Regions from separate parts of the Homo sapiens genome. Here region 2 is linked to region 1. The links are chromatin loops, found by intact Hi-C in ENCODE. Cell type or tissue: CD14-positive monocyte. All regions are shown on one strand. Region 1 has its middle 5.4 kb from the start of INAFM1. Region 2 holds the start of NOP53 (NOP53 ribosome biogenesis factor).

Evidence for each region. Peaks named below come from ENCODE experiments on the same cell type or tissue, not always from the same donor. Only the 100,000 strongest peaks of a DNase experiment are listed, where the experiment ranks them.
Region 2: it touches region 1 in a loop (4-fold over the local background); 2 of 110 quality-filtered maps call a loop at or near these places.

The regions. Positions count from the first base shown.
Region 1 is chr19:47,277,792-47,282,791 of GRCh38, reverse strand. No RefSeq gene overlaps it. Among named protein-coding and RNA genes, the nearest start is that of INAFM1, 5.4 kb to the right of the region's middle. RefSeq lists a cis regulatory region at 4,259-4,396. In CD14-positive monocyte, a CTCF peak has its summit at 2,378 (motif pointing left); a DNase peak (open chromatin) is centred at 2,381.
Region 2 is chr19:47,741,646-47,746,645 of GRCh38, reverse strand. EHD2 (EH domain containing 2) reads right to left here. Exons shown (of 6, transcript NM_014601.4): 6 at 3,512-5,000. It overlaps NOP53 (NOP53 ribosome biogenesis factor), which reads right to left and starts at 1,100. Exons shown (of 13, transcript NM_015710.5): 1 at 863-1,100. The coding sequence starts at 1,086. RefSeq lists enhancers at 1-407, 828-1,217 and a silencer at 2,782-2,891. In CD14-positive monocyte, CTCF peaks have their summits at 2,623 and 2,834 (motif pointing right); DNase peaks (open chromatin) are centred at 1,155 and 3,075; H3K4me3 peaks cover 2,998 bases; H3K27ac peaks cover 2,512 bases.

The sequences.
Region 1 (5,000 bases):
AAAAAAGTTCAAACAAAATATTGTACATGCATGCTCACAGCAGCACTATTCACAATAGCCAGAAGGTGGAAGCAACCCAACTGTCTATCAACAAATGAACGGATAAACAAAATGTGCAAAATGTGGCCTATCCATACAATGGAAATTTTTTTTGGAGACAGAGTCTCACTCTGTCGCCCAGGCTGGAGTGCAGTGGTGCGATCTCAGCTCACTGCAACCTACACCTCCTGGTTCAAGCAATTCTCCTGTCTCAGCTTCCTGAATAGCTGGGATTACAGGTGTGCACCATTACACCTGGCTAATTTTTGTGTTTTTAGTAGATACTGGGTTTCACCATGTTGGCCAGGCTGGTCTTGAACTTCTGACCTCAGGTGATCCACGCACCTCGGCCTCCCAAAGTGCTGGAATTACAGGCATGAGCCACTGCGCCCGGCCAATGGAATGTTATTTAGCCATAAAAAGGAATGAAGCAGGCGGGCACGGTGGCTCACCCCTGTAATCCCAGCACTTTGGGAGGCCGAGGCAGGTGGATCTTGAGGTCAAGAGATTGAGACCAGCCTGGCTAACATGGTGAAACCCCGTCTCTACTAAAAACACACAAAAAAACTAGCTGGGCGTGGTGGCATGCGCCTGTAGTCTCAGCTACTAGGGAAGCTGAGGCAGAAGAATCACTTGAACCTGGGAGGCAGAGGTTGCAGTAAGCCGAGATTGCACCACTGCACTCCAGCCTGGTGACAGAGCAACACTCCGTCTCAAAAAAGAAAAAAGAAAAAAAAAAACAAGGAATGAAGCACTGATACTTGCTTTCACCCAGAAAAGCCTTGACAACAGGACGCTGCGGCCGGGTGCGGTGGTGCGGTGGCTCACGCCTGTAATCCCAACACTTTGGGAGGCCAAGGCGGGCGGATCACCAGGTCAGGAGATCAAGACCATCCTGGCTAACACAGTGAAACCTCGTTTCTACTAAAAACACAAAAAATTAGCCGGGCGTGGTCGCCAGCACCTGTAGGCCCAGCTACTCAGGAGGCTGAGGCAGGAGAATGGCATCAACCCGGGAGGCAGAGCTTACAGTGAGCCGAGATTGCGCCACTGCACTCCAGCCTGGGCGACAGAGCGAGACTCCATCTCAAAAAAAAAAAAAAGAAAAGAAAACATGACTCAAGTGAAATAAGCCAGACACAAAAGGCCCTGTATGTTATGATTGCTTTTATATAAAATGTCCAGAACAGGCATATTTATATAGACAGAAAGTAGATGAGTGCTCGCCAGGGGCTGAGGGGAGGGGGAATGGGGAGATGGTGTTTAATGGGTACGGGGTTTCATTTTGGGAAGACGAAAACATTTTAAAGATGAATGGTGGTGATGGTTGCACAACACTGTAAATGTACTTAGTGCCACGAAACTGTGCACTTTAAAGCAGTTAAAATGGGCCAGGCACAGTGGCTCATGCCTGTAATCCCAGCACTTTGGGAGGCCGAGGCAGTGGATCACCTGAGGTCAGGAGTTTGAGACCAGCCTGGCCAATATGGTGAAGCCTCGTCTCTACTAAAAATACAAAAATTAACCGGGCATGGTGGCACATACCTGTAATCCCAGCTACTTAGGAGGCTGAGGCAGGAGAATCACTTGAACCTGGGAGGTGGAGGTTGCAGTGAGCAGAGATCGCCCCACTGCACTCCAGCCTGGGTGGCAGAGCAAGACTCTGTCTCAAAAAAAAAAAAAAAGATGGTAAGATGATTAAAATGGTAACCTTTATGCTATGTGTATTTTTATCAGTATACACACACAACACACACACTTTTTTTTTTTTGAGACAAGGTCTCACTCTGTCACCCAGACTGGAGTGCAGTGATACAATCACAGCTCACTGCAGCCTCAACTCCTTAACTCAAGCAATCCTCCTGCCTCAGCCTCCAGAATAGCTGGGACTACAGGCACAAGCCATCACGCCTGGCTGATTTTTTATTTAGTGTACAGATGGGGTCTCGCTATGTTGCCCAGGCTAGTCTTGAACTCCTGAGCTCAAACATTTCTCCAGCCTCAGCCTCCCAAAATGCTGGGATTGCAGGTATGAGCCACCATGCCTTGCTTTTACTTTTTTCATTTTAAAAAAAAAAGTTTATTTTTATTTTGTAGAGACGGGGTCTCACTATGTTGCCCAGGTTGGGCTTGAACGCCTGGGCCCAAGTGATATTCCTGCCTTGGCCTCCCAGGGTGCTGGGAGGTGATCGCAGGTGTGAGCCTCTGCACCCAGCCCACACACGGATTTTTGACCACTTCTCCCCTCCTCCCCAGCCAACACTCTAGCACAGCCACCATGGTCTCTCACCTGAACCAGGGCGGTGGTGTCCTCATTGGGCTCCTGGCTTCCACCATCGCCCCCTGCAGTCCATTCTCCACATCGCAGTCAGAAGGTCTTGAGATCTGAATCAGCGCACACCCTCCTCACCTCAGAAGCCTCCCATGGCTCCCACCTCATCCAAAGTGCACATTGTGGCCGGGCACAGTGGCTCACGCCTGCAATCCCCGCACTCTGGGAGGCTGAGGCGGGTGGATCACTTGAGGTTAGGAGTTTGAGACCAGCTTTAGCAACATGGCGAAACCCTGTCTCTACTAAAAATACAAAAATTACCTGGGTGTGGTGGCACGTGCCTGAAATCCCAACTACTCAGGAGGCTGAGACTCGAGAGAATCACTTGAACCAGGGAGATGAAGGTTGCAGTGAGCCGAGATCGCGCCACTGCACTCCAGCCTAGGTGACAGAGTAAGACTGTCTCAAAAAAAAAAAAAAAATTGCATTCTGTGGTCCATGAGGCCCTGATCAAGCTGCCTGTCCTCTCTTGCCTCACCTCCTCCTCTTGCTCTCCCCACTCCCTCTTGCTTCAGCCACTCTGGCCTCTTCGCTATTCCTTCAACAAGCCAGGCACACCACCCCGAAGGTTTTTGCACTTACTGTTCCCTCAGCCCCCAGAGACCTGCCAGCCTCACCCTCACCAGTCTTGGGCTTCTACCCAGTAACCACACCCTCCATCATCCCCATCACCCTTACCCTGCTTTCACTCAAAGTTATGAATCACATTTCTTGTCTTTGTCCCCGCTAATATTTAGTTCCATTAAGAACAGGAATTTTTTTTTTTTTTCTTTGAGACAGAGTCTCACTCTGTCACCCAGGCTGGAATGTAGTGGTGCAACCTTGGCTCACTGCAACTTCCCCATCCTGGATTCAAGCAATTCTCCTGCCTCAGCCTCCCAAGTAGATGTGATTACAGGCACCCACCACCACGCCCAACTAATTTTTGTATTTTTAGTAGAGACGGGGTTTCACCATGTTGGCCAGGCTGGTCTGGAACTCCTGACTTCAGGTGATCCGCCCTCCTAGGTCTCTCAAAGTGCTGGGATTACAGGCATGAGCCACCGCACCCGGCTATTAACTGAATTTCTTGTCTGTGTTCCCACTAATATTCAGTTCCATTGAGAGCAGGAATTTTTTTTTTTTTGAGACAGGGTCTTGCTCTCTTGCCCAGGCTGGAGTGCGGTGGTACAGTCACAGCTCACTGCAACCTTGACCTCCAAGCAATCCTCTCACCTCAGCCTCCCGAGTAGCTGGGACTACAAGGCATGCACCACCATGCCCGGCTAATTTTTGTATTTTTTGTAGAGACAGGATCTCACTATGTTGTTCAGGATGGTCGCAAACTCATGACCTCAAGTGATCCTCCTGCTTTGGCCTCCCAAAGTGCTGGGGTTACAGGCATGAGCCATCACGCCCAGCCGAGAGCAGGAATTTTTGCCTGTTTTATTCACTCCTGTGTCTCCAGTGTTTAAAATAAGCTTTGGCACACAGCAGATGCTCAAAAAATAATTGTGGGTTTTGGGTGGGTTGTTTTTTTAGTTTTTTAGAGACAGGATCTTGCTGTTTCCCAGGCTGGAGTGAAGTAGTGCAATCATAGCTCACTGCAGCCTCGACCTCCTGGACTCAAGCAATCCTCTCCTCTCAGCCTCCTGAGTAGTTGGGACTACAGGCATGCACCACCACACCCAGCTAATTTTTTAATTTTTTGTCCAGATGAAGTCTTGCTGTGTTACACAGACTGGTCTCTAACTTCTGGCCTCAAGTGATCCTCTGGCTTTGGCCTCCCAAAGTGCTGAGATTACAAGCAAGAACCACTGTGCCCAGCCTCAAAAAATATTTGTTAAAAGGAAGATTAAACAATGGAGACCAAAAGAGAAACCAAGAGAAATAGGAGGAGAAAAGGAAGAGATAAAGGGAAGGAGACAGGGGACACTGAGACTAGGGACCTGGAAGCTGTGGGGTGCGGGGGCAGGGGAAGGGGAGCAAGGTGGAAGAAAGTGTTGGGGTAAGATAAGTGTGGAGGAGAGAAGAAAGAGAATCAGCTGGGGCTGGGCACAGTGTCTCACGCCTGTAATCCCAGCACTTTGGGAGGCCGAGGCGGGAAGCTCACTTGAGGTCAGGAGTTCAAGACTAGCCTGGCCACTCTGGTGAAACCCTCTCTCTATTAAAAATACAAAAATTATACGGGCATGGTGGTGGGCGCCTGTAATCCCACCGCCACTGCACTCCAGCCTGGGTAATAGAGCAAGACTCCATCTAAAAAAAAAAAAAAAAAAAAAAGAACGAGCTGGGGACAGAGAGCAATAGGGAGGACACAGAATGAGCAGAATGAGTCAGAGACATACAGAGTGGGAGAGAGAAACAATACCAAGAGACACCAGAGAGATAAACAGGACACAGAAAGACTGAGACGCAGAGAGACAAACACAGAAAGAGAAAAGAGCCAGGACACACAGCAACAAGGAAACGAAAGAGTAGGAAAAAATGGGGCTGGGAGAAGAGAGATGAAAACCAAAGAGAGGGGGGCCAGTGGGAACCGAAATGGAGAGGCCCCTCCCTCAAACTCACCATTTGCTGGTGGCCAGGGCTTTGGACTGACTTGCTATCCCCAGAGGATCCCAGCTGGGGCTTTTAAACCCTGAGGGAC
Region 2 (5,000 bases), 460 kb before region 1:
CCTGTAATCTTAGCACCTTAGGGGGCCGGGGCGGGTGGATCACCTAAGGTCAGGAGTTCAAGACCAGCCTGGCCTGTAACATGGCAAAACCCTGTCTCTACTAAAAATACAAAAATTAGCCGGACGTGGTGGTGCATGCCTGTAATCCCAGCTACTTGGGAGGCTGAAGCAGGAGAATCACTTGAACCCAGGAGGCAGAGGTTGCAGTGAGCCGAGATCGTGCCATTGCACTCCAGCCTGGACTACAGAGAAAGACTCCGTCTCAAAAAAAAAAGAAAAAAGAAAAGAAAAGAAAAATAGCCGAGCGTGGTGGCGCCCGCCTGTAATCCCAGCTACTAAGGAGCTGAGGCAGGAGAATCGCTTGAGCCTGGGAGGCGGAGGTTGCGGTGAGCTGAGATCGCGCCTACTCCAGCCTGGGCGATAGAGCGAGACTCCGTCTGAAAAACATATATATATACATATATATACACACACACATATACACATATATATATACACACATATACACATATATATACACACACATATATACATACACACACACACATATTTAGAAAACAGCAAGCTAAGGTGGATGCATGGAACGTATTTATGCTAAAAATTATTCATTGTTTACCTAAAATCCAAATTTAATTGAGCGTCCTGTATATTTATCTGCTAAATCTGGTAACTCTATCAAGCTCTCCAGCTTCCCATGCTGAGTCCCCTGCCCATGCTCTCCATTTCCTCGGCGGTCCCCGGGACAGGAGCCCCCAACCCCCGACCCCCGACCCCCGACCCCCGACGAGTCCACGCAAGCACGCCTGGCCTTGCACCTGGGCGCAGGAACCGTCCCACCTCCCGGAAGTCCCGCCCAACGTACCCGCTCGTGCGCTCCTGTAGCCGCACGTCTTCCAGGAACTGGTCAACCTCCAGCCCCAGCGGCTCCTGAGCAAGCCGCCGCCAGCCCCGCTTCTTATTTCTTGGGCCTCGCCGCCGCCGCCTCAGCGCTGGGTCCACCGAAGTGGGCCGCAGCCCCAGGAAACCAGAATCGGCATCGCTTTTCGAGCTGCGCTTCCCACCAACGCCACTGCCTCCTGCCGCCATCTTGTCAAAGGAAGAACTCAGCCACTGGCGTCCCAAAAAGCCCCTTTGCAGCGTGCGCGCGCAGATTTCCCACCCTCTTCCGTGACGTACTTCCTGTGGCAGCCATATTTATAAAGTGACTGGAGTTGCCAGGAGGCTGCCATCTTGGTAAAGGATAAATGGCTCCTCCTTCCTCCATTCTTTACAGCGGGATCTGAAGATTCCTAACGGCGGCGGGTGGTAGGAAAGAGACGGGAAGGTTGCAGGTTCTTAGCTTTCGCCCTTAAGCGAACACCTTTCCCGGCCGCCTGGGGTCTTTGCTCAAACTGATTTTTTTCTTTAATAGATAAGGTCTCACTTTGTTGCCCCCAGGCTGGAGTGCAGTGGAAGGGTAATGGCTCACTGCAGCCTCCAACTCCTAAGCTCAGGGATTCTCCTACCTCAGCCTCCCGAGTAGCTGCGACCACAGAAGGGTGCATCCGCACCTGGCTAATTTTTTATTTTTATTTTTTGTAGAAATGGAGCCTCCCCATGTTGCCCAGGCTGGTCTCAAACATCTGGTTTCAAGTGATCCTCCTTCCTAGGCCTCCCAAAGCGCTGGGATTACAGGCTCACACCACCACTCCCGGTCCAAACTGATGTGTGTGTGTTTTTTTTTAAGAGACAAAGGTCTCACTATGTTGTCCAGGCTGGTCTTGAACCCCTGGGCTCAAGTGATTCTCCCTCCTCAGCCTCCGAAAATGCTAGGATTACAGATGTGAGCCACCATGCTCGGCCTGATTATTTTTTAATCTCGTTTTCTTAGAAAGTCAGAACCGTCAGTGGCAGATTCCGCACAACACACATTCCAATCTCAGAAGTTTTGTCCTCTCAAATGTTCCAATCCTAGGATCTTAGAAATCAAGTAACTTTCGGAATATCAAAGTTGGAAGCACAGAACATTAGAGGAATGTTAGAAACATACACTTTTAGGACCCTAGAAGTGCAGACTCAGAATCATTCATCTTGAGCGGGCTACTTCACTGTGCCTCAGTTTCCTCATCTGTAAAATAAAGATGATAACAGTACATCTGCGTCATAAGTCATGCAGAAGATTAAACATATGTAAAGCGCTTAAGGCTGCGTCTGGCATCTGAGTGTTAGCTATTGTTACTGCCTTGCCCTCTGAGGCTTCATCTTAGAATCAACTCATCTTTGTCATTTACAAATAAGGAAGGAAGCTCAGAGGCTCTTGGGCCCTGGCAGCCATTCAAAGGGATCCATGGCAGGGCGTGGTGATTCACGCCTCTAATCCCAGCACTTTGGGAGGCCGATGCAGGAGGATCGCTTGAGCCCAGGAATTCAAGACCAGCCTGGGCAACATAGTGAGATCCTGTGTCTGCCAAAAATTTAAAAATTAGCCAGGCGTGATGGTGTGCGCCTGTAGTCCCAGGTACTCGGGAGGCTGAGGTGGGAGGATCGCTTGAGCCCAGGAGTTGGAGGGTGCAGTGAGCCGTGATTGCACCATTGCACTCCAGCCTGGGTGACAGAGCAAGACCCTGTCTCAAAAACAAAACAATCAAATCAAAGGAATCCAGGCCTCATAAAAGCCACTCTGGACTCATAAAGGAAAAAGGCACAGAGAGGGCAGGCGACACACGCATGGTCACACAGCGAAATTCAACTGGATCCTTGCGCAGAGCGTTGGAAAGGTGACAGGCCCTAAAGGTGACAGGCCCTGGATCGCAGCCCCGAGACCTGAGCGCCGAATCACCTGGGCAGGGATTTTGGCGACCACAGCCTATCTGTTTTCTGAGCGTCCGCCAGGGGGCGCCGCGAGCCGCGAAACTGGGCCCGCGTGGGCGGGATGAGTGCGCGGCCAGCGTGTCCCGGGACGCCGTGGGTGTGGCCTGGATGTGAGTGCGCGGGACTCGGCGCGCACGGTGCGCTGCCCAGCTCTGGCCAAGAGTCCCCGGTGCGTGAGCGCGCGCACACTCCTGGCAGCCCGTGTGGGCAAGGTCACCACTTCCCCAACCAGAAACCAGCGTGTTCCTGGTGTTACGCGTCGGGAGTTATGTACCCAGGTTGTGCAAGGGCACGTTGCCGGGCAGGGCGGGAGCTGGGAGAGCACTTCGTGCCCGAATACACACACACACACACACACACACACACACACACACACACCCCGCGCGCGCCCCAGGGCTTGGTTCCCAGGCCCCCGCCGCGGGAGGTGGGAGGAAGGGATGTCCCGGGGGGAGGGCCCCAGAGTCACTTTTCCTCGGAAAATATGCCGTTCTGGCCCCCAGCCCAGGCCTGAGTCACCAGGCCTCGCTGCATTGAGTCACGGACTCCACCCCGCCCCTGAGAGCACGGAAGGGGGCCTCCCCCCACCCCAAATCCTGCCCAGGTCTCTCTTTCCCTGGGGGAGGGCGGGCGATCCCTGTCCCAAGCCAGCCTCACTGCCACATGGGAAGAAGCCTTGGCTTTATTCGCTCTGTGGGGACACTGTTCCGTTCAGAGGCCCCTCCCAGCCATGGGGTGGGGGACAGTGGTGGGCGTGGGAATCCCAGCGAGCATCCTGGAGGGTGCGTCGTCTCCATGTATTTTGCTCTTCCCCATCTTTTCCATGGGGTCCCCTGCCAGGGTCAAGCACTAATATGTGGTGAAGGCAGCAAACAGCGTCGGCGTCCCTTTAGGGGTGGGGAGAGGGCTGTAGCACCAAGAACCCCCTCCCCCGCCCACGACATCCCTGAAAAGGAGACTAAAATAAAGCCCCGGGGCCTTTCTACGTAGGGGCTCCACTTAAATATGGAATGGTGGTAGGCAGAGAGGCGGTGGCCCAGCAATCCTTAAGTCCAGATTACCAGCTGTGGGGAGGCTTCCAGGGGGCCAGGAGCAGGCTGGGCAGTTCCAGCCACAGACACGTGGGTGGAGGACGGAAATATCTCCAAGGGGGCACAGTATCAGAGGAGCAGGATGGAAGGGGCTTTTCTGCCTGCTACGGGATCCTTTTTAAAGAAATGGGTGTGAAGCCGGGCACGGTGGCTCATGCCTGTAATCCCATCACTTTGGGAGGCCAAGGCGAGCAGATCACCTGAGATGCGGAGTTCGAGACCAGCCTGGCCAACATGGTGAAACCCCGTCTCTACTCAAATACAAAAATTAGCTGGGCGTGGTGGCGCGTGCCTGCAGTCCCAGCTACTCAGGAGGCTGAGGCACGAGAATCACTTCAACCCAGGAGGTGGAGGTTGCAGTGAGCTGAGATCTCACCACTGCACTCCAGCCTGGGCGACAGAGCAAGATTCTATCAAAAAAGAAAGAAAGGACAGGACAGGAAAGGGAAGGGGTGTGGACAGAACTGGGGGCAAAAACAAAAAAGAAGGAAGGAAGGAAAGAAAGAAATGGGTATGGGCAGAATTGGGGGCAAAAACAAAAAAGAAGGAAGGAAGGAAAGAAAAGAAGGAAGGAAGGAAGGAAATAAATGGGTGTGGGCAGAATTGGGGGCTTTCCCCGAGCAAGGGAAGGGGCTGCGGAGGGGCCCATCTGAGGAAGCAGTAGGTGTGTCTCCCCTCTGAGCCCCCCATGGTCCCGAGACCTGAGGATGTGATGGAGCCGGTTGAGGGTGTTGCCTGGCTGGGCAGGAGGAAGCGGAGCAGAAGGGGGTCTGTTTATCTGCTAGTCATTTCAGCCACAGGGCTGCTCAGCCAGGGGAGGGGCTGGGGGCCCTGCCAGGAATTAGTGTGTGTTTGCGTGACTGTGTAGGTGCCCTCTCCTGGGAACGTCACCTTCCATGAGGGCAGATGTATTTGTCTATTTTGTTCTCTATGGTAATGCCCAGTGCCTAGAACAGGGCTGGGCACATAGTAGGTGCTCAATAAATATTTGAATGAATGACGGATGGATGGATGCCTGCGTGTGCCAGTGTGTGTGTGATGTGCCTAAGTGAACGTGAGGCT